Linked DNA regions of Homo sapiens: region 2 is linked to region 1. A link is a loop called in an ENCODE intact Hi-C map of the cell type or tissue named here. Cell type or tissue: CD14-positive monocyte. All regions are shown on one strand. Each heading gives the region's core, and the rest is flanking DNA. Links, peaks and the distances in the headings are about the cores only.

Evidence for each region. A loop is a pair of places that touch in the nucleus more often than their neighbours do. Peaks named below come from ENCODE experiments on the same cell type or tissue, not always from the same donor. Only the 100,000 strongest peaks of a DNase experiment are listed, where the experiment ranks them.
Region 2: it touches region 1 in a loop (2.0-fold over the local background); 10 of 110 quality-filtered maps call a loop at or near these places.

What each region holds. Positions count from the first base shown.
Region 1 is chr6:137,151,054-137,160,141 of GRCh38, forward strand. It overlaps IL22RA2 (interleukin 22 receptor subunit alpha 2), which reads right to left. Exons shown (of 7, transcript NM_052962.3): 3 at 7,294-7,429; 4 at 5,706-5,801; 5 at 3,888-4,066. Among named protein-coding and RNA genes, the nearest start is that of IL22RA2, 18 kb to the right of the region's middle. In CD14-positive monocyte, for the core only: no CTCF peak of the experiment used is centred there; a DNase peak (open chromatin) is centred at 5,098; H3K4me3 peaks cover 792 bases; H3K27ac peaks cover 730 bases.
Region 2 is chr6:137,204,189-137,213,276 of GRCh38, forward strand. It overlaps IFNGR1 (interferon gamma receptor 1), which reads right to left. Exons shown (of 7, transcript NM_000416.3): 2 at 2,775-2,889; 3 at 1,948-2,120; 4 at 144-316. Among named protein-coding and RNA genes, the nearest start is that of IFNGR1, 11 kb to the right of the region's middle. RefSeq lists an enhancer at 3,163-3,332. In CD14-positive monocyte, for the core only: no CTCF peak of the experiment used is centred there; a DNase peak (open chromatin) is centred at 5,283; H3K4me3 peaks cover 1,581 bases; H3K27ac peaks cover 5,799 bases.

The DNA of each region.
Region 1 (9,088 bases), core at 337-8,336:
AAAAGTGGTCTTAAAAAATCTGGGTGGTTAGAGAATTGCAAGGAACCCATAATAGTCAAAACAATCTTGAAAAAGATGAATAAAGAGGAGGGCTCACCCTTCCCAATTTCAAAGCTTACTACAAAGCAACAATAATCAAAATAGTGTGGTATGGGCACAATGATGAATGTATAGCTCAATAGAATAGAATTGAGAGTCTGGAAATAAACTACACGTCTATGGTCTATTGATTTTCAACAAGTGTGCCAAGAACTCTCAATGGGATAATTTTCAACAAATGGTGCTGGGACAGCTGGATAGTCATATGTCAAAGAATAATATTGGACCCTTACCTCACACCACATACAAAAATTAACTCAAAATGAATCAGACTTAACTGTGAGAGATAAAACTATAAAACTCTTAGGAGAAAACATAGGGTAAATCTTCATGATTTTGGATTTGGCAAAGGATTCTTAGATATGACACCAAAAGCACAAGCAACAAAAGAAGAAATAAATTGGATTTCATCCAAGTTTAAAACTTGGTGTCAAGTGATACCATCAAGAAAGTAAAAAGACAACTCACAGAATGGGAGGAGCTAGCTGAGGATCATATATCTGATAAGGCATTGGTATGCAGAATATATAAAGAACCCTTACAACTCAAAAATAAAAAGATTTGATTAAATTTTTTAAATGGGCAAAGGATCTCAATGGACAATTCTCCAAGGAAGGTACAAAATAGCCAATAAGCATAAAACAGAAGCTCAACATCATTAATTAGCAGGTAAATGCAAATAAAAACCACATGAGTTACCATTTTATACCTATTAGGATGGCTATAGTCAAAAAAGATTGGTAAAAATGTGGAAAAATCAAAACTCTCATATATTGCTGATGGGAATGTAAAATAGTGCAGATGCTTTGAAAGTAGTCTGGCATTTCCTCAAATGATTAAATATAGAGTTACTATGAGACCCAGCAATTCCACTCCTATGTATATATTGAAGAGAAATATAAAGGTATGCCCAGCTATGTGTGGTGGCGTATGCCTGATAGTCCTTGGTACTTGGGAGGCTGAGGTGGAAGGATTGCTGGAGCCCAGGGGTTCAAGACTGAAGTGAGCTATGTTTGTGCCACTGCGCTCCAGCCCAGGTGACAGAGCAGGATCCTGTCTCTCAAAAAAACAAACAAGAAAAAAAAACAAAAAAACTCACACTCAAAAATTTTTACATGACTGTTTATAGTAGCATTATTCATAATAGCCAAAAAGTGGAAACTACCCAAATGTCTATCAACTGAAGAAAGGATAAATAATATGTGGTATATCCATATAATGTATTATTTGGTCACAAAAAAGAATGAAGTACTGATACATACTACAATCTGAATGAACTTTGAAAACACGTTAAGTGAAAGAAGCCAGTCAAAAAAATCATGTATTATATTAGTCTATCTAGAACAGGGAACTCTATAGAGACAGAAAGATTAGTAGTTGCCGGGGCTGAGGGCTAAGGGAATGGTGAGACTGGAAGGTGATAGCCAAAGGGTATGGAGTTGCTTTTTGAGGTGATAAAAATGTTCTAAAATTGACTGTGAGTGATGGTTGTACATATTTGTGAATATAGTAAAAACCATTAAACTGTATGCTATATGCTTAAAGTATAGGCTGTGTGAATTATATCTCAATAAGGCTGTTTAAAAAAATCTAAGTGGATGCAGTGACCATCTATTTCCCCAGTGTCCTGTAGTTGCTCTATGGGCTCTTGAACAAAATAGTTGCATGATGGAGGCTATATATAGACTTAACAATATGGATCTCCTCTTACCAAAGTTGGTCTGACCTGCAGAGTGTCCAACTTTCCAGTAAGGAAGATCAATGTTGAACCCCTAGTATAGTGCCATATTCCAGGGGCTCTCATCTTCCATCTCGTTGCAGGTAGGTTTATTTTTGTTCCCTTCCAAAAGGGAGGGGGCAAGAGACATTGGTTATAGATTTTCTTTACTGCTGGATATAGATTCTGGTTACAGATTTTGTTTATAGATTTTTATTTACTGCTTCAATGCTTTTATTAGCAGACCCCTAACCACTCCTGGGACCACACATACACCCATAGATGTAGTCAATGCCTTGTTCATGAGCATAGTACTCCACAATACATTGCTTATGACAAAGAACTTAAGTTAATGTGAAAGGAGTGAAGCAAGGTCTCAAGACCCATAGGACAAATATATATCATATATTTGTCGCTCAGAAATCCATGACTTTATAGGAAGGTGAAATGGATAATTGAAAACTCAGTTTGAGAGACGTCTTGTGAATTGGCATATGAATTGGTAAATGCTCCAATTGGTAAATGCTTCACTAAGCCTAGGGCCAATATATGGTGCTATTTCTTCCACAGACAGAATTCACTGGTCTAGGATACAAGAAGTAGAAGTGGGAGGGGCAACTCTGACTGTTACCCATAGTGAACAACTTATGACATGTTTTTGTTTCCCATATGCTTGGCCTTGAATTCTTCTGGTTTATAACAAAAATGGTTTCCAAAAATTGGAAGTCGAGGCTCTCTCCTGACCATTTGGAGCGCCTCATGCCATTTAACTAACAAAAAGAAAATGAGGTTCTTATATTGTCTAGGGTGATTCATTCTGATTTTCAAGGCATAATATAGTTATAAATACAATGGGGTCAGGTGGAAGAATTCTTGGTATCCTCTGGTGTGCCTCTTAGAGCTTCTCTATTCAGTGATAAAAATTAATGTAAGGTTAGGTCAAGCGGAGACAGGAAACACCAAAAGGACTCAAACTCCTCGTGGATAAAGAGCTGAAGTGCTGGCTGGAAAGAAAGTGAATGTTGAGTTTATAATGAAGGAAGAAGTCATAAATATTAACTACAGCTTCATGACTAGTTGACTTGTTGCAATTATGAGGACTGTGGTAAATATCTTTTTTTTTTCTTGTTCTATTTATGCACATCTTTATATCTATACATTAAACCCCTTCTCTCTCTCTCTCTACTATTTTATCCAATGTCTGTTGGTAATGGTTAATTTTAACACCTATGTCTTAGATTATATTATTCTATGGTTGTGACTAAACTAAAAAAGGAATAAATATCCTTCAGGATGGATACTGAGAAAGCACTTTTGGTCTGCCTTTTTGGGGAGGTGACTAAAAGTCTTAATTTCCTCAACAGAAAATTCCTGTAATCAGTATTTTCATGAACTTAACCCTCGTGTTTGGGGAAGGACTAGGCACTATGACAAATTCTGCTGTCTAAAAATACTTTTTTAGGGGCTGGGCATGGTGGCTCACACCCATAATCCCAGCACTTTGGGAGGCCAAAGGGGGCAGATCACCTGAGGTCAGGAGTTTGAAACCAGCCTGGCCAATATGATGAAACCCCGTCTCTACTAAAAATACAAAAATTAGCCAAGGGTGGTGGCACACACTTGTAATCCTAGCTACTCGGGAGGCAGAGGCCGGAGAATCGCTTGAACCCGGGATGCAGAGGTTGCAGTGAGCCAAGATCGTGCCACTGCACTCCAGCCTGGGTGACAAAGCGAGACCCTGTCACACACAAACACACACACACACACACACACACAAGGTGACAAATTGATGGAGTGGAGGCTCTGCAGTCAGATATAGCAAATTTGAACCCTGACTTGGATAATACAGATTGCGAGATTGGAGCAATGACTAAAGCCTCTACATCTTGATGTTCTGGACTAGAAAATTAGGATAATAAAAGCTATCTCCTAGAGTTGTTCTGACAATTAGACCAAAAGAGATAATGATGTAGAGACCTCAGCAAAGCACAAGGCCTAGTCACTAGCCGTGCTCCGGGAGGGCTGTCCAAAAGCAGGAAGAACAAGGGCAAAGAAACTCCATGGAACTCACTTTCCCACCAGGGAGTGAACCGCGGCGTCATGCTCCATTCTGAGTAGCTCCCAGCCGAGGCCGCCCTCACCCTCCCGTAATAAGGTTCCTGTATGTCTGAGGTTTCACTGGTAAGGTCACAAGAGAGTTCTTGAGTACCCCAACAGTCTTCTTTATTTTTCCATTGTCTCTGTCCATATCTGTAGCAGGGAAAAGGCAAAGATCTGAGTTTCTTTTCTCCACTCAAGGAGTCTTCAGTATTTTCAGACTAATAATTTTTTATACCTGATTCTAGTAGCAATACCACCATGATAGCTTATGGCTCCTCTTCAGAATCTTTAAAAAAATTCCTTCTTATTAACTGTTTCAGTCCATTTTCTGTTGCTATAACTGAATACCCGAGACTGGGTAATTTATAAAGAAAAGGAATTTATTTCTTACAGTTTTGGAGGCTAGGAAGTCTAATGTCTAAGAGCCATAAGAGCCACATCTGGTGAGGGCCTTCTTGCTGGTGGGGACTCTCTGCAGAGACTTAAGGTGACAGAGGACTTCACAGGGATTCAAGAGAGATGGCATATACATATATATACATATATATATAAAATATAAAATATATATAAAACAGACCAACTTTTTTGATAACTAGCCCACTTCCTCAATAACACATTAATTCGTTAATCCATCAATGGATGAATCCATTCATGGGGGCAGAATCCTCATGACCCAATCATCTCCCCAAAGTCCCACCTCTCAACATTGCTGCACTGGGGATCAGGTTTCCAACACATGAACTTTTGGGGGACACATAGAAACCACAGCATTACCTAAAGTGCTGTCTTGCTGGAAGATAAACATCCCTGACGCTTTCTGTATCACTAACATAAGGGTTTTAACCTTTTTTTTAATACTTGGCAAAATGTTCTTTCTGGTGTGTGGACTGACTTCCATTTTTGAATACTCACTCTCCACATCCTTAATGCTCTGTGGTTTTGGCTGTTTGTGGTTTTTCTCCACTTCTCATCAGCTTGCTGTTGAGTAATGTGGCTGCTTCTGAGAAGTTGCTACCACTTTTCATCTCAGGTGTTGCCTACCCAACATACATGATTAATCTCTTTATTGAAAATTGACGGGAACTTTTATTGAGGACTATATATGGAGCCCTGTAATTAGGGGTTGGGAGAGGGGGAGGGAATCCCATGAAAAAAGGTAGTGAGGCAAGAGGCAGAGTGGTTGACTCAGCCTGAGGCCACAGGATGGTGTAATAGTCAAAGGGAAGATTCACGCTTTGTTTCCTTACCTGCCATAAATCAGACCAATGTAACAAAGTGATGGTGGGGAAAAGAGAAGGAATTGGAGTCTGGGGAGAAAGGTTTCCCAAAATATTTATTGAAAGACTTGAAATCTAGCTTTCTAGACACATAATAAGGAAGATAGACGGTATCTATACTCGGTAATCTACATGGTGACAGCAGTTTCATTCCATCACAATTAAAGCAGAACCACAACATATATTGAGTATAATTTGATGTTTTAAAATTATTATTTATTTATAATAAGTCTTGAACTTAGCTGTAATGACAGACTTCTCTTTTAAAATAATATCTCATTGTTTATCCTATTCTAAACGCAAGGGATATAACAGTATTATAGCCCATGAACTGGATACACCAAAGTGAAAGTTTTCAAAATTATAAATTTGTCTTGTGCTGTTGAAAATCCCTTAGAGACAGGAATGGATTCAGGTATTCTGGGGTCTGAAATTTATACAATCTTGGTCCATTTAATGTTTCTATAACAGAACACCTGAGGCTAGGTAATTGATAAGGAAAAGAGGTGTACTTAGCCAATGTTCTGCAGCCTGGGAAGTTACAAGAAATGTGCTGCCAGCATCCACTTGGCTTCTGGTGAGAGCTTTTCATGCTGCATGAGAACATGCTAGAGAAGGTCAATGGGGAAAACAGATCGTGTGAAGAGGCCAAACTCAAGGGGCATCCTGGCTTTACAACAACCACTCTCATAGAAACATTTCCATGACAAATTCAGTCTTGCAAGAGTGAGAACTCACTCAACTGCAGCAATAATGGTACCAAGCCATTCATGAGTGCTCCATCCCCATGACCCAAACACCTCCTACGAGGCCCTACTTCCAACACCACCACACTAAGGATCAAATTTCAACATGAATTTTGGTGGAGACAAACTCAAACCATAGCAGCTTGGGAGTCCTCTTTAGGAAAAGATTTATAAATATAAAATCCTTGCATTGGGGTCCTGAAGTTTAATCTTCATTAGATTCATGGTAAAACAGTTTCTAATCTTCTTAGTACTTTGGACCACAAATAGGTCCACTTTTGACCTATTTATACTACTCCAGGGGAAGCATAAAAAGAGTACCAATCTTTACTTTCTGCATGCTGAAAGTATCTCCAGCAATGCACAAATCTACTTTTGTAATGGAGAAACCTTCATTGTAAAGATTTGTACATTTTACAATCGCTACATAAAATATGTAGAGAGAAGTCGTAGCGGTTAAAGATGGAGATGCTTCTGGGGATATTCCTTCCGAAATTAATTAGCAGGAAAATCTGACCTAGGACCTACCCCATGCTGGAGAGACATGGATGAATTTATGGGATAAAAATTGCTACTTTGGCCATAGCTGCATTTGATTTCCTGAATTTCTATTGAAAAACCATGAAAGCTAAACTGTAATATCTCCTGTCTCACTGTCAGGAGACAGGATTGAGCCTCAACCCCCCTCACCCCCCCAGAAATATATGAGTGGAAAAACCTGACATTTTCAAGTCAAGAGTGTTTGTTTCCAAGCCTTGAGCCAGGAAAGGAGTAGATTATATCTGAGTTTTGGCAATGATCCAGCAGGAGTAGCCTGAGGATCACACGAGAGGAACATGCAGCAGCGTGTTCCAGTTTGTGTTCATGCTTACGAGAGTCATTAGTTTTTGAAAGGAATTTTCTAAATAGTAAATCCACTCTGAAAGTGACTTTTAAATTAAAACCTTATTTTACACACTCACCACCATGTTTGCCACAACTTCTTTTTCAACTACCGATAGTTTCACTCACTGAGTACTCGCTATGTGCTAATAAGTTGCTTCCAACATTCGCCTGACAAATCTATATTGAGAACCCACCATGTGCCAGGCTCCTCCATGGAGGCAAAGGCTGAGCCTGTGAGGTCTTGGTGCAGGTCTAGGGCTGAAGTATCTGCCCAGTGCACTGCATACCATCATGCATTTTGAGTCCCCAGGCAGCCTTCAGGGGAGACAAGTCACTGTTATCCTGACCTTGGCTTCTTCTCAACCCCTCTGAAACTGAAAAAAAGCTCGGATCCTAACACTCCATTGCATTCTAGAACATGTTATCCCAGTGCCATCTCTATCAGCTGAAGGAGGCTCAATTTACTTACATTTTGTACTGCACAAAATAGACACTGCTGTTGCCAGTAAGTGCCCTCCCAGGCTGCCATTGCAAAATGTTGTGAAAATTTCGGGACTGAAATTGTACCCTCTGAGGCTTCAGAGACTCATGCGTTGACTGAGTTCCTAAGATAATAAGAGAAGGAAGAACATTGAACGTTGCTTGGAGCACTGCTGTTCCCAGCAGTAGTTTTCAGTGGAATACCTGCATCAGGATTCCCTAAAGTAGTTGCTCTAAGTGCAGATAGTAGAGGTGGAGCCCAGAAATCAACATTTTGAATCTTCAATGCAATGATTTTGATGCACGCTAAAGTCTCAGAATAATGAGTTCCAGATCATAAACATGTACGTGATACCTTCCCACCCTATTTCCCAGGCTGTGGGGGAAGTAAATTGCATTAAAAAAAATATTGCTCTTATTTTGTTCCCAAATAGTGATGGAATATAATGACTGAGATGAAAGACCCACACTAAGACCACCAACCATCTTCTTAGGAATCACTATATTGGTACTACTCAAGCAAAATTTGCTAGTGACCACTTCTGGGCTCCAGGACCTCAGCCCAGCACTCAGTCCCTCCTTTCGCAGGTTCTTGCTCAATCTCTGGGTCCTGCTTCCAGGTAGGTCTGCCTTTGCTGTCCCACTCCTGAATGGCTGTATTTACCTGCCTGCATCCTGGCTCCAAGTATCCAAGCATAATCCCTCAGATGAAATGGTCATGCTAATGAGGAAAACTGCCCAAGACCCTGCTGGGGGGTAGTGTTTCTGAGACTAATCATGGCATGGCATGGGATAATTTTGCACTGGCATGACTTGTGCTTTCTTCCTCAAATCAGGCAACATAGGTGGTACAACCTTGCTTGCCTTTAGTTGCATGGAGGCAAGAGAATTTTGGCAAAATTTTACTTAGGGTTCAAGGTTTTTTATAAGGGATAAGAAGTTGGGCAGAAGGAGGAGTCAAGAAGCATATCTTTTTTTTTTGGATGGAGTTTCACTCTTGTCGCCCTGGCTGGAGTGCAGTGGCGTGATCTCAGCTCACTGCAACCTCTGCCTCCCGGATTCAAGCGATTCTCCTGCCTCAGCCTCCTGAGTAGCTGGGATTACAGGTGCCCGCCACCATGCCTGGCTAATTTTTTTGTATTTTTAGTAGAGATGGGGTTTTGCCATGTTGGGCAGGCTGGTCTCGAACTCCTGACCTCAAGTGATCCGCCCACCTCGGCCTCCCAAAGTGCTGGGATTACAGGCGTGAGCCACTGCACCCGGCCAGGAAGCATATCTTCTGTTTTCTCCCTGACCTCATCTTCTGTCACCCCGACCCCTGTGTTTGCAGTGTTGACTCCTTCACTTGCTCCACCATGACTCCAGTGACTCTGCCTTAGGGCCTCTGCACTGGCCCTTCCCTTTTCCTGGTCTGCTCTTCCCCTGGATTTCACATGGCTCATTTCTCCACCTCCTTCAAGTCTTTGCTCAAATGTATCACGTTATTGAGATGGTTAAAAAAACACTTCCAAGCCCATGGTCTCAGCTCTGAACTTTCAAGACTTGTTATTTTCAAATGAACAAGACTGTTTCCTCAGGCCTTTCTTCTTACCAACCAAATAGTGTGAATACTGTTATTTGTTTTTTAATTTGTTTTCACTTTTATTGTTTGGACCACCATCAGTGCATCAAATGGTGTTGTGTTCTTGGAAAGAGTCTACAGCCACAGTTGATTTTGCTCACAAAAATCACTGCCTGATCAGTCATCTTTAGAACATAAACATTCCAGAAGTTTTCAGGAGATG
Region 2 (9,088 bases), core at 759-8,758, 54 kb after region 1:
TTCACATATTTTTCTTATCAAATCTATGATCTGTGAGTCTTGCTTGAATATTTATAAGCATCCTATTTTCATTACACTACAGAAAGGAACAACTTTTGCTAGCTACACAAGAATTTCCATTATGAAAAATGTGAAACACATACCTCACTTCCGTTCATTCTCACATACACATTGTACACCCTAATGTAACAGGTAGTTTCGGGATCATAATCGACTTCCTGCTCGTCTCCATTTACAAAAACTGAAGGGTGAAATATGTCAATCATGATTTGCTTCTCCTCCTTTCTGATATCCAGTTTAGGTGGTCCAATTTTTCCTGGGGAAGGAGGAGGAGGAAGTATAATAAATACTGGCCTTGGAACTAAATGGTACATTTCATAAAATTACCAGAATCTATCAATCAACCTATTGTTTTTGTTCTGGTTGTTCTAAAGCAGGACCACATTTAAACCACTCCACAAATATCTAGAAGATAGTCTCGGGGTCCTTAATAAACAAATGTTTCATAAATCTCAGGCAAGAAGTACTCTTATTTAATCTGAATGCCTATTTAGCAGTTTAATTTCATTTCTAGTTGTAAATAAAAATAGTTATAAACTTTGGTTAAAAAAAGACTTCACATAATATAGACTCTATTAAGTAATTTTTCCTTTATCTTTGCTTCTGTGGATTAAGAAGCCTGGATTCTAAAAAACGTTTCAGAAATGGCATTAGTTTTCTTCCCTCATCAAAACTCTTTTTACTGTGAAAAATCAGAACTTATTCCATAAATATTTATTAGGTCTTTGATGTTTGAGACTTTGTTGTGAACCATTTATCTAGTCTTCACATATTACTGTGTACCACTGTGTGCCAGGCAGGTCTGTTTTTAACCCATCAGTGTATCCTCAGGGCCCAGTATACTTTCCGGCACGTAGTAGGCCCTTGATAAATCTATATGGAAAAAAATCTAACATGCAGATGGTGTGGTAATCATATGACAAAATTGTGGACTCTGGGGAAGAAAAGTATTTAAAGGGTAAGGAGAGGAAGAGCCTGTAGAAGAGACCGAGGTGGCACAATCTAAAAGGCAGGAGCAGAGAAAGGAAGTGAGGCTAGAGGGAAAGGGACCCAAGGGCTAGAAGACTAGGGAGGAGTCAAGTGACTAAAGGTGTCTTTTACCCAGGAGTCAGGGTCTGAGAGCTAAGGCAGGATGTCATAGTTGGAATACAGGAACTGGAATTAAAGATTCAAGAGTTTGAGGTGACAGCAAACATCAGGTACACTATGGGAGTGGGATGCTGGAAGACTGAAGACCTGAAAATCACAGTGGCTGAAGAGAATAAGGAACTCTGCAATTTTTTAATGTATTAAGGTGGTATTCAGGTTCCCCAGGCATTCAGAATAAGAGTTAGCTGCCAAAGTCCTTAGTGAATATAACTTACAAATGAATGACAAAAGATGGGAAGGGCAAGGGTGGTGCAGGGGACCGCTGGGCAGCACAGACCCATAATTGTATGAAGTGGAAATGTCATGGCATAGAAGCAGCTAAGTGATGGCCACCTGTTAGCCCTATTTTGTGGGGCTTGAAAGAAGGGGAGGATACAGGTTGAGTATCCCATATCCAAAACGCTTGAGATCAGTAGTATTTTCGGTTTCTGAGTTTTTTTTTCTGGATTCTGGAATATTTACATTATATTTACCAGTTGAACATTCTAAATCTGAACATCCAAAATGCTCCAATGAGTATTTCCTTTGAGTGCCATGCTGGCGCTCAAAAAGTTTCAGATTTTGGAGCATTCTGGGTTTCTAGACTTGGGATGCTCAACCTGTACTGACTCTAAATTCCTCCAAGTGTTTCTTAAGCATTGTGATAATTTTCAGCAACTGCTAATAAAAGCAAACATACAGAAGACATGTATAAATATTTTCCAATTTAAAATTTACATGTGTACACATTCTACTCACCATCTCGGCATACAGCAAATTCTTCTGACTTTGCATAGGCAGATTCTTTTTGTCCAACCCTGGCTTTAACTCTGACCCAAAGAGAATTTGATGGATCACCAACATGATCAGAAATATTACAATAATGATGAGAAATATTGATGCAGGCATCAATCCATTCTGAATTCTTAACACTAAAAAGAATAAAAAAATGCGAAGATAACTTTTATTGTTATTAAATAAACTCAAACCATTTCTGTCTGTGCTTTGCTTTTTATTCACAGCACAAAGCGGTAGAAAGAGCAGAGCTAAGAATAGGATGGAGACGCCAGAGAAAGTAGGAAACCCTTACTCTTTAGTTAGAAGAACTACAAACTCTGTTACAGTAAAGAGGCTCAATTCAAAATGTAAGACCTATGCAAGCCACATTCCACATTCAATTTTTTAAAAATCTGTTTTTTTAAACAACTCTAAATTCCATTTATATATGTTAATTATAGAAGTAAGCACATTAAAAAAACTAACAGTTGTCAAAAAAGTTTTTTGAAATTTATATTGTTCTACTAAAAATACACTACAGGAAGATGACATAGTAACTATTAGCTTTATTTGTCATGCTAATCTCAGAAGTTTAGTGATACTTCTCTATTTCAATACTGATAAGGAAGAGGAAATAAGAGGCAAGAAATATTTGGCAAAGAATTTGCATCTTTAGTACTTTTGGACCTCTATAAGCAGTTTAGAATGTTTTGCCACGTGGGAAGGCTGATGAAAGAACACAGTTGTGGAATTTCCAAGGACCTAAACAAAAATGGAATAAAAAGGATAAATAAAAGAGTGACACTCACCCATAGTTCTTTACCTCTACGGTAAAAACAGGGACCTGTGGCATGATCTGGTACTCCCAATATACGATAGGGTTCATGTTATAGGATTCAATTGTAACATTAGTTGGTGTAGGCACTGTAAGAAAATAAAAAAGTAAAAGGGACAATTGTAAGAAACTAACATTAATATTGGAAAGCCTTATTGTAAGATGCCACATTGCCCAGATATGTATATTTGAAGAAAAGTAGAATTCACCAGGATACCAAAATTATTTAAATGAAGAGTAGACATCTAGAAATTAATTTTATTGAAAAATCTATAGAAGAGTTCTGATTCGTTTTAAATTATGGAAACATCATTGCAATATAAAGGAAACACAAATACAGCATGAAGCAATAAATTCCCTTAATATGATAGAAGTTTTATAATCAAATGCACTGATTATTGAATTAATAATCCTCATTTCATCACTAGAATTTTCAATATTTGATACTACAGATTGTATTCAATGTTGATAGGGTTTGGCTGTGTCCCCACCCAAATCTCAACTTGAACTGTATCTCCCAGAATTCCCATGTGTTGTGGCTTGGACCCAGGGAGAGGTAATTGAATCATGGGGGCCAGTCTTTCCTGTGCTATTTTCGTGATAGTGAATAAGTCTCATGAGATATGATGGGTTTATTGGGGCTTCTGCTTTTTGCTTCGTCCTCATTTTCTCTTGCTGCCACCATGTAAGAAGTGCCTTTCTCCCCCGCCATGATTCTGAGGCCTCTCCAACCATGTGGAACTGTAAGTTCAATTAAACATCTTTTTCTTCCCAGTCTTGGGCATGTCTTTATCAGCAGCATGAAAAAGGACTAATACAGTAAATTGGTACCAGCAGAGTGGGGCATTGCTGAAAAGATACAAGAAAATGTGGAAGCAACTTTGGAACAGGGTAACAGGCAGAGACTGGAACAGTTTGGAGGGCTCAGAAGAAATAGGAAAATGTTTGGAACTTTACTTAAGAGACTTGTTGAATGGCTTTGCCCAAAATGCTGATAGCAATATGGACAATAAAATCCAGGCTGAGGTGGTCTCAGTGGAGGTGAGGAACTTGCTGGGAACTGGAGCAAAGGTGACTCTTGCTATGTTTTAGCAAAGAGACTGGCGGCATTTTGCCCCTGCCCCAGAGATTTGTGGAACTCTGAACTTGAGAGAGATGATTTAGGGTATCTGGTGGAAGAAATTACTAAGTGGCATAGCATTCAAGAAGTGACTTGCGTGCTGTTAAAGGCATTCAGTTTTATAAGGGAAGCAGAGCATAAAAGTTTGGAAAATTTGCAGCCTGACTATGAGACAGAAAAGAAAAACCCATTTTCTGGGGAGAAATTCAAGCTGGCTGCAGAAATGTGCATAAGTAGCAAGAAGCCTAATGTTAATCCCCAAGGCCATCGAGAAAATGTCTCCAGGCCATGTCAGAGACATTCACGCCAGCGCTTCCCATCACAGGCCCGGAGGCCTAGGAGGAAAAAGTGGTTTTGTGGCCAGGCCCAGGGTCCCCGTGCTGTGTGCAGCCTAGGGACTTGGTGCCTTGCGTCCCAGCTGCTCCAGCTGTGACTGAAAGAGGCCAACATATAGCTCAGGCTGTGGCTTCGGAGGGTGGAAGTCACAAGCCTTGGCAGCTTCCACATGGTGTTGAGCCTATGGGTGTGCAGAAGTCAAGAATTGAGATTTGGGAACCTCTGCTTAGATTTCAGAAGATGTATGGAAATGCCTGGATGCCCAGGCAAAAGTTTGCTGCAGGGGCAGGGCCCTCATGGAGAACCTCTGCTAGGCCAGTGTGGAAGGAAAATGTGAGGTCGGAGCCCTCACACAAGTCCCTACTGGGGCACTGCCTGGTAGAGCTGTGAGAAGAGGGCCACCATCCTCCAGACTCCAGAATGGTAGATCTGCTGACAACTTCTGGAAAAGCTGCAGACATTTGATGGCAGCCTGTGAAAGCAGCTGAGAGGGAGCCTGTACCCTGCAAAGCCACAGGGGCAGAGCTGCTCAAGACCATGGGAAGCCACCTCTTACATCCGCATGACCTGGATGTGAGACCTGGAGTCAAAGGAGATCATTTCGGAGCTTTAAGATTTGACTGCCCCACTGGATTATGGACTTGCATGGGCTCTATAACTCCTTTGTTTTGGCCAATTTCTCCCATTTGGAATGGCTGTATTTACCCAATACCTGTACCCACACTGTATCTAGGAAGTAACTAGCTTGCTTTTGATTTTACAGGCTCACAGGCAGAAAGGACTTGCCTTGTCTCAGATGGGACTTTGGAATGTGGACTTTTGGGTTAATGCTGAAATGAGTTAAGACTTTGGGAGACTGTTTGGAAGGCATGATTGGTTTTGAAATGTAAGGACATGAGATTTGGAGGGGCCAGGGGTAGCATAATATGGTTTGGTTGTGTGTCCCCACCGAAATCTCAACTTGAATTGTATCTCTTGGAATTCCCACGTGTTATGAGAGGGACCTGGGGGAAGTAATTGAATCACGGGGGCTGGTCTTTCCCATGCTAGTCTCGTGATAGTGAGTAAGTCTCACGAGATCTGATGGGTTTATCAGGGGTTTCTGCTTTTGCTTCTTCCTCATTTTTCTCTTGCCGCCACCATGTAAGAAGTGCCTTTCGCCCTTGCTGTGATTCTGAGGCCTCCCCAGCCATGTGGAACTGTAAGTCCAATCAAACATCTTTTTCTTCCCAGCCTTGGGTATGTCTTTATCAGCAGCACGAAAACAGACTAATACAAATGTCTACAGAGGAACTGGCTACAATGAGGATGGCCAATTTCACTCTAAAATACCATCAACCTCTCAACTCTACACATACTACTATTTATGCCTTCCACACTTTTTCTATAGTACAGGAATAGATACCTAAAGATTGAACAATGGAGCCACACATTCCAGTTTCATCAACACTCTGCTCTCTGGGGTGTGCAGGGCTTTTTACAAAACATACCCAACATTTCTTCTTGCCTTCACTCTTTCAGAAAACATCTGTTGATAAGACTTGAGTCACGTAAGAGAACAGACAGAAGTCATTTTAACATCTAATCAGACACTACCAAAATCTAGTTATTAAAAGTAGTCATGGGCCAGGTGCGGTGGCCCACACCTGTAATCCCAGCATTTTGGGAGGCTGAGGTGGGAGGATCTGTTGAGCTCAGGAGTTGGAGACCCTGTCTCCGCAAATAATTAAAAAATTAGCCAGGTGAAGAGGCCTGTGCCTGTAGTTTCAGCTACTCGGGAGGCTGAGGAAGATTGCTTGAGCCCAGGAGGTCAAGGCTGCAGTGAGCTGTGACTGTGCCACTGCATTCAGTTCTCTTAGAAAAAAAAAAAAAGGAGTCATTTTTCCCCACTGTTTGGTGTAAAAGGTTGTTATCCAACACCCCTTGGAAAACTGAACACACACACTTCTCCTTTCTCCCTTCACTTCTTTACAGATAAACATGAATGTACACAGTTAGCGATGTGACCCCAAATTTATGGTTATTCAATCTCACCTCCCTGGAACACTCTATTAAACATGATTTACTTATATAACTAAAACAAATAAATGAATGTCCATGTGGATAGGAACAGTGGCTTCCAAACATAACTTATAATCATCCTCAAAAATTGTGAGAGGGACAGAAGTTTCTATTTTTCCAAAGTGCCTTGGATGATAATGATGATGATTTATATTTATATCAAGCAGACTGCTTAAATAAGAAAAATACTCCCTAGGTCAAACATTAATAAATTTGGGTTCTTTCTTGGCCACACTGCTAAATACTTCAGATTTCCTGATCTGTCATGAGGTGTTACTTTCATATCCCTAAGATATTTGCTTACTGCTGAAGGGAAAATCTATATTTTCCCCAAACAAAAATTCCAATATTCAAGACCAAACTGGTATATTGCCTTAATTTACAATTATTTAACACATATATTTTCAAAGCAGAACATGGATTAAGAGTTTTTTAGGTAAATAATAGGCACTAATGGACAATTAAATGCTATCACCATTATTATTTTCCTTTTCTGATTATTTTTTCCTTTATTGCAGTGGTTCTCTGTGGGAAGTGATTTTGTTGCCAGGAGACATTAGGCAATCAATGTCTGTAGACATTTTTGGCTCTCACAACCTGGAGAAGAAGTGTGTGGGGGAGGTACTGCTGGCATCTAGAGGGCAGAGACCAAGGGTGCTGCTAAATATCCTACAATGCATCAGACAGCCTCCACAACAAAAAATAATATAGCCCCAAATGCCAGCAGTGCCAAGGTTGAGAAACCCTGCTTTATGTTTACAATTTAAGTGTTCTTTAAAAAAAAAGTTGAGGAAAAACTAACTTAAAAACAGAATGCTTTACAGTAAACCTGTATATTTCATGGCTCCCCTCAAACAAATGAATAGATTTGGTTATTGCCAAAAGATCTAACTTCTATATTATTTACCAAAATGGTGTAATAATTTGGGCCAAAAGGTTGAGATTATCAAGCTGGGGAGGGTCTGAAGATTCAAATACTTCATACTACTAACTTGACCTTTTTGTGGCCAGTGACCAGACACCTAGGTTTTCTCCTTCTGCTTCCAGAGGCGCAGCTGAAGGCTCTTGGTACCTGCCATCTCTGGTTCTCTAAGCAACTTCCTTGTAGGTGATCCCTAAGGCACTGTTCTTGCCAGAGTAGCCTTGGCTCTTTGTTTTTTGTAGAGTTCCCATGGCCATTCATAGCAGGGGATACTGAGGCTTCCTTAAGAGGGTCTTTTTTCTATCACACGTTTGCATCTCAACCTCCTGAAACAACTCAAATACTTCACAATCCATATTTTAGGTAGAAATAAAAGTCATTCCTCTTCACCTGGGTTCAATCAACATTAATATCAAATAACAATCACACATATAAATATACTTTTTCAACCGGAAAACAGAGGTACTTGATGCTAAGAAAACTCATACTAAATCTGAGCCTTCCTTCGGAGACCATTTCTTCATTTTGGCATTTTTTTGCCTCTCGAGAGGCTGAGAATTTTCAAACCAGGTGGTCCTGGTTTCTTTTTAACAGTTCTTCCCATGATTGAGCAAAGTCTCACCTGTTACTATAAGACGCAAGAAGAAACCAGGTGGCACTTTCAGCACTCTGGTTAGAAACCTCCTGAGCTAGATCACACAGCTCCTCAGACATTCTCTACTTTTGGTGTCACTGAAGGCTACAGTGTCACTCAGCTTTCTGCCACTACATAGCAAGGACCCCCCTTCCTCTAGGTTTCCAAGACTGGAAATCCTTTGCTTCCTTTTAAGCTCCACTCCCCTCCTTTTGAGACAGAGTCTTGCTCTGTTGCCCAGGTTGGAGTGCAATGGCATGATCTCTGCTCACTGCAACCTCTGCCTCCTGGGTTCAAACGATTCTCCTGCCTCAGCCTCCCGAGTAGCTGAGATTACAGGTTTGCACCACCAGACATGGCTAATTTTTGTATTTTTAGTAGAGATGGGGTTTCACCATGTTGGTCAGGCTGGTCTCAAACTCCCAACCTCATGAATCGCCCACCTGGGCCTCCCAAAGTGCTGAGATTACAGGTGTGAGCCACCGGGCCCAGCCTAAGGCTCTCTTTTTAATTATACCCAGTAGGAATGGCTTTATAATGGTATACGCTCAACCTGAAATTCCTGTGAGAAAAAGGCATATAGAAGTCAATCTGCATACTAGAATATCAAACAAAGTGCATTTGTACTTAGGAAGGGGCTACTGAATCACACAATGGAAAACTACAAACAGGAGTAGGCTTGTGCAGCATTAGATTAGTTTTTAACGTGAATCAAAGTATGTTTCCTATAATTTAAGTAAAAGCCTGATATGGTTAGACTAGGACAAGGACTTAAATCATAGCTTTCAAAGCAAGACAGACAGGTGGTAGGAGGAAAATATTTCAATGGTTTATAGCAAAAAGAAATTACTACTAGGTTAAAAGAAAAACTTATAAATTTACACCAAAAGATGTAATCTGTGGTTTTTAATGCTACCAGAGGAGAAACTGTGTGGTTATTAGACATCTGCCTTTGTTTTGCCAAATATTATTTTTTGCCAAATATTATTTGCCAAAATAATATGACAGACATAAGCAGTTTTCTTAAGCTTCAGAATTTTGTAATGTGAGGTTTAAATTGTTATATATTCAGATTAAATTAATTAAGGCTTACAATTAACTTCTAATACATTTACACTATGTAAATAAAAATATATGTAGAAACAGCAAAAGAGTATTATTATCTCTGGGGCTTAAGAAAAGATCTTACCAGAGTGATTTCATGAAATAAGATAA